Linked DNA regions of Mus musculus: region 1 is linked to region 2. The links are chromatin loops, found by intact Hi-C in ENCODE. Cell type or tissue: gastrocnemius. All regions are shown on one strand. Links, peaks and the distances in the headings refer to the core of each region. The heading gives the core; the rest is flanking DNA.

The links. Peaks named below come from ENCODE experiments on the same cell type or tissue, not always from the same donor. Only the 100,000 strongest peaks of a DNase experiment are listed, where the experiment ranks them.
Region 1: it touches region 2 in a loop (2.1-fold over the local background); 3 of 42 quality-filtered maps call a loop at or near these places.

Annotation. Positions count from the first base shown.
Region 1 is chr13:29,736,954-29,739,871 of GRCm38, forward strand. The region is part of intron 5 of Cdkal1 (CDK5 regulatory subunit associated protein 1-like 1); the gene reads right to left. Among named protein-coding and RNA genes, the nearest start is that of Cdkal1, 120 kb to the right of the region's middle. In gastrocnemius, for the core only: no CTCF peak of the experiment used is centred there; a DNase peak (open chromatin) is centred at 1,226; H3K27ac peaks cover 265 bases.
Region 2 is chr13:29,837,216-29,840,133 of GRCm38, forward strand. All of the region lies in intron 4 of Cdkal1 (CDK5 regulatory subunit associated protein 1-like 1), which reads right to left. Among named protein-coding and RNA genes, the nearest start is that of Cdkal1, 17 kb to the right of the region's middle. In gastrocnemius, for the core only: a CTCF peak has its summit at 1,631 (motif pointing left); no DNase peak of the experiment used is centred there.

The sequences.
Region 1 (2,918 bases), core at 277-2,776, 100 kb before region 2:
TTGAGACAGGACAGTAGGCAACTGTAAGTAGACATTTTAAAGGTTACCCTTATACTATTTTACATATTAAAATCATAGGCCAGTGGATAATATCATTATGGGACTATATGAGACTGGGTTGGATTTTTAACCCAGAGCTCTTTTAGAACGTACATTTTCATAGATGTGGCAGAAAACCATAAGATTTTTAAAAGCATGTTTGTTATTCAAATTCCATATATCTACTGAGTATCTCCTCTTTTAAAAATACACTTGTTAGGTTGGAGCTGGAGCTGGGGCTGGGGCTGGGGCTGGGGCTGGGGCTAGGGCTGGGGCTCCATAGTCGAGTACTTTCCTGGTAAGCAAAGGGCCCTGGGGTCACCCCTCTACAAACAGAAAACTTCAGATAAGAAATGCCAACTCTAGGATCATCCTTCCATGTGTGAGGAGTGCTTGCTTATCCTTAACTGCAGAACACACATGTAACACATATGTAACAGCCATAGCCTTGCTATGGTGTCCAACAGAGCCATCTCCATCTCTACCCTTCAGCCCAACACCAGTGTTAGTCATTTTTTAATTACTTCTAGCAAGTTCCAAAACCTTTGAGGGGCCACATACCTCACAGGCTACCACAGTAGCTAAGCAGATAGGTAGGTGCACAATGGCAGCGGTTACCGTACTGCCAAATGCTGCACGTATCCCTTTTCAATGCTGTAGATAAGAATAAGCTATCCTCAGATGCTTATGTTAACAGTGGCAAAAGTGCTCTTCAGTTGCAGAGCAGGAACTTTAAAGGGAATTTGTTTCCTTAAGTCAAATACCCAGTAGCCAACTACTCCAGAGTTCTGTGCTACAGGATGAATGGTTTGCAAAACCAAAACAGATCTCAACAGCCACATAGCCAAGGAAGCAACCACAACTCAGGGCCACTCATCAGACTGCTAAGGAACAAAGTCCTAGCAGGTGGCCATCCTCTGCTCCAAATTCAGCCATCCTGCACATGACATTATCTTCACGATTTGTATGCGGTCGTTTTGTATAATGTAACCCCTGGTATCCAATTTTCAAAATTAAGACAAAACTGTCTTTAATGACAGGCAAACCACAAGAGGAAACATCAATGATAAAAATAAGTCTGCTCAGAGCTCAGTGAAAAGGGCCCCTCCCAAGTCCCAGAGGTACCTGCCAAGCCTTACCCCACCCTCACCTCAGTATTTGTTCAGTGAAGCAGTGCTGTGCCTGGAACAAATCCCGAGGCCTAGTCAAACACCAGGTGGTACACCAGTGTCATTTTTTAAGTAACAGATGGCTCAAACTTTTCTTGTTTATGACATACAGCCAGGACTTACACAAGTGAAGCTGTCTTCCAAGTTCTTTATACAAGTAGCACAATTACTCATGTGACTCACCACTTCGAATCATAAAGACAGCAGCAGGTGGGACAGATGCAGGGCTCCTGGATTATTTATGACTTTGCATAACAGACAGAGAAACCATACACATGAACACAGATGGAGTCAAGTGCAGTCACATATTCAATGGTATTTCATTTCCTAGGTCATAAAGTCTGGAGGCCAAACCAAGTGAGCGCTTTGGTTTGAATAAATAAAAGTAAAATGTTACGAACCTAAGATGGAAGTAGGGAGAAGAGAGGTGTGTCCAGTGTCCTTCAAATCTGAAGGGCATTTTCACTAAAGGTTTAGGAATGGAAAGTAAGTCAAAGATTGCTGGGCCAGGAGTTTGCAAGGGACTTTCATTACCTGCATATCATTTCAGTTGTTATTAGGACCAGGTAATCTCACTGAGTTTAATTTATTAAACTGCATCACAGATTCCTTTATAGTAGAAATACACACTTGAGTACTGTGTGTGTGTGTGTGTGTGTGTGTGTGTTCAGTACCATGGTTTCAAGCATCAATTGCTCACTGTGTCTCTCTTAAAGCACAGGCATCAACTGGGGATTGGTGGGACAAACACCTCCCCCAAATTAGAGCTGTATATCAAATTCATCAAAAAATGAGGGGAAAGCTTGAAGCAAAGTAAAAGAAGTTACCCTAAGTGATTTTCTCCCTGTTTCTCTCTCTCCCTCACCATGTCCCCACTAAACAACACTACAGCCAGGGTCTATCTACCTCTATCAAAGGCTAGTAAAGGCCTGAGCATCTTTGGACAAAGCAGCAGAATTAAGGAATTGACAGGAAATGTGTGAGCTTTCCAACAGGGCCCATCGGTCTCAGCCTACTTCACTCTAAAGTGCCTGGCCCATGCTTTATCATGAACATGACTCTAGCATCACCTCAGCTTTCTCATCCCTGACAATCAAGCATACAATGATTGATGAGGCCTATGGGTAAGACCCGCTGCCCTTGGCAGAGTCACAGACAGGTTCAAATGTTTGGTGATGCCAGTACTGTTTCACCTGTAGCCACTACTGGGTCCACGATCCAGTTCTTCTATCAACCCATAAAGTTTGATTAGCAATACAGGTAGAAACAGAAAGCTGGTCCCAAACAGATTTGAGACCTGTTGTGCTACCAAAACATGCGGCCAAGTCAAGGAAAACCTAGAGGCTCCCACTTGAACACCTCCTGACTCCTCTAAAACTCATGGGATAGACTCAGATACCCCACACATGTTGGGTTTCCCTAACAACTGAATTACTACAGCTATTTTTCCTGGGTAAAATCCAAGTGCTTTTTGAGATGAACTTGTTCCTCTATGGTACTGTCCTGGTGCATTACTTCTCTAGCTGTCTAAACTGTCCTTCCTCCTTGTACAGATAATAATCCTCAGATAATAACACTGCAGGCCAAAGAACCAAAAGGAGCTGCTCCAGGAGGAGGAGCTGCACTACAGTGGGGGGCACGGTTCTTCACTAAACGTGTCCTCTGTGAAAACTTAGCTGATTATCATCTTATGCTAGACAAATTCACTCT
Region 2 (2,918 bases), core at 142-2,641:
AACATATGTAACCGTATTTTATCAAGTTTAAAGGTCCATCGAGATTGCTACAGTCAATTCCAGCCCATTAAACAGAAAGCAATTACTGCTTCCAATTTAATAAGAATGGATTAAACTGGATTTCTGATTCAATACCATTTGTAAAAGTGTCCATGTCAGGAAGAGTGATGGCGTGCGATCTTATCTCAGACATGTCAAGACTAAGCCAAGTGGACCTGACAGCACCTAAATAGGACTCTACTGAAAGCTCCAGACGTTCACATGCATACATACCACTTAGTTCACTGTTACAATAGACTTCTGTGTTAAAGTTGGAAAGCAATTATTAACATTCATCATATTCAAAAGTCAGTTCTACTTGATCACTAACCCACATATAATGCACATTTTAAAAATTCCTATTTTGTGTGTGGTACCCTGTGCAATGGCACTTGTAATTCAAACACACATGGACACTGCTCATGCTAGCTCATTTAATCCTCCACTTCTACCAAAGGCAGTGCTCAGGACTAATCACAGGACTCAGAGGACTAACACGGGACGATCACTGTAAGCTTAAGGCTAGCCTGGGCTATACAGTAAGACTCTGTCAGGGAGAGAGAGGGAAAGAGAAAGGGAATGGGAGAGGGGGAGGTGAAGAGGGAGGGGGAGGGGAAAGGGAGTGGGAGAGGGAGAGAGCTAGCTGGCTAGCAATTAAGCTAATAGAAGATATTACCTGATTTTACCCTTATTTTACAGTGTGAGTGTTAAAAGTTGGGTACTTCAGCTCTGATTTGCTGACCAAGTATCTCTGAAATGTCCAAGCTGAGTAAGATGGAAAGACTTCACCAAAGGAAAGGAAAAATGGGTGAATCACACTTAGGTGGGGACTGGCTAAGAAGTCACTATTTCAGTAAGCAGAAATATACTAAACAGCAGTGGTGCCAAAGCGTTGTGGCTTATGGAGAGGAGGGTCTAAGATGATCAGGTTCATGAAAACAATGTTAAGGCACAACTACCACCACTAAGAAAGCCCTCAGATTACCATAAATATAATACATACCAAAGAGTATATATAAACCTGTACCAAGATTCTAGGCCCCTCTTACATCAACCCTCAAACCCACGTCAAGTCAGAGGGGAATGTGAAAGTGCAGAGTTCAACTCTTTCTGCTTTACCATTTCCTAACCCTGTTTAATAAACAGGTCTGAGAATTCATGAGGCACTCAAGATGGACCCATGCCACTGTTTTTAGTAAGCCTGAAAGTAAGAGAGTCATAAAGTAACAAATAGTTTTTCCTCAGATTCAAAAATCCCACCTTAATATATTCCTACGGAAAGCCACAACCAGACACTAGGACGAGCAGTGAAAGCGACCAAGACCAGTTGAAGCTGTCAGCCCATCATTGGATAATCACACATCTGATTTGCTGCGCACTGCATCTCAGATTAACAAGAGCTCACATGGCCTCTGAAAAGGTCAATTTGCCAAGTTCTTATATAAATACTGTTAAAAATAGAAAAAAAGCAGAGAAAAATTAAATGTTAGGTAACTTAATGACTTCTAATCATTTTATTAGATGATCATTTGTAACATGGAATTCATGTTCAGGGGTCATAACACCACTAAGTGATCGCATGATGCAATACTGCCATCTGCTGTTCAAAAGCTAGAAACACATCTTATTTTTAACACAAACCTTCTGAAGGCCAGAGTGTTGAACATACTCAACTACTAATGTCCCTGAAGTTTTTAGACCCAAAATTAAAGAAGGCAACAAAAAATAAAAATAAAAAAATTAAGTATGTTTTAAATGATGCTTTCATGGTAATTTGTCATCTACTCATTTTCTTAAGAAAGAAAACTACAATTTAAACACAGGCTATTTCTACATAAATTACTCAAGAACACTGTACAATATTTTTAAGCATAATCTGAACTTTATTAAGCAATTAAATAGGTATCAGATTTCTGAAAGTATATGGATATGTGTTTTATTTGTCTCATAAAACCTCTAACATGTAGGTAGAACACAGTGTAGCAGGCCAGAAGTTTTTTAAAGCCTCAATCTCCTGATACAGTTCCCCTTTCAATCAAGTTTATTCAGGAAAACAGCATATGGCTGGCTTTGCTGCTCACAAGCTACACAAAGCTGAAGTTTAGGTCAAATGTTAACAGCATGAAGAACAAACTGCAAGCTCACAAGGAGAAACAGGAGAATGGTAACAGTATCACAATTTTAATAGTGGGAAAATTGGGAAAGCAGGTTTTCACTCTGTATCAAATGACTCACTAGCATGGAAGTCTAACCATTGCTGGCCATTCATTTTAGACAAATGATAAGCGTCTTCAGAGCGAGGACCCAGAACCAAGAACTAGAGAATTCACTTACTCCTTTAAAAATAGTGAAGATTCTGAGAGAATCCCTGTCTTGAAAAACAAAAAACAAAAAATGAAGATTCTAATCAATCATTCAAATTCTGGAGACCAAACCAGATTTTCCAACTAATCCTTCAAGAAAGCCAACATTCTCCTCAATCATTCAAGATTATTTAAACATAAGGAGAATACTGCTTGAAGTACAAAGGACACAGGAAAGGCCCACACTCCTTGGTTTGTACAGATGACACAGTATAGGACAAATCAGGGCTGCTTAGCATTCTGTCCAAAATGAGTTTGGGCACTTCCTAAGAAGCCAAATATGGGGAAATTTCTCAGCCAACTAGACAAATAAATCAAATATATATATTTGATTTGATATATATATTAATTATTTCTGTGCTGCCTGAAAAACAAACATGTATATAAAGAAGAAACAGAAACTAACAGAGAAATCACGAAAGTAGCTCTGTGAGGAGTGTCAACCTAGCACTCCAGAATCCCTAAGTTCAAATCCAAGCATAGCCTAAGTTTGTAATCTCAGCCACTTCAAAGAGG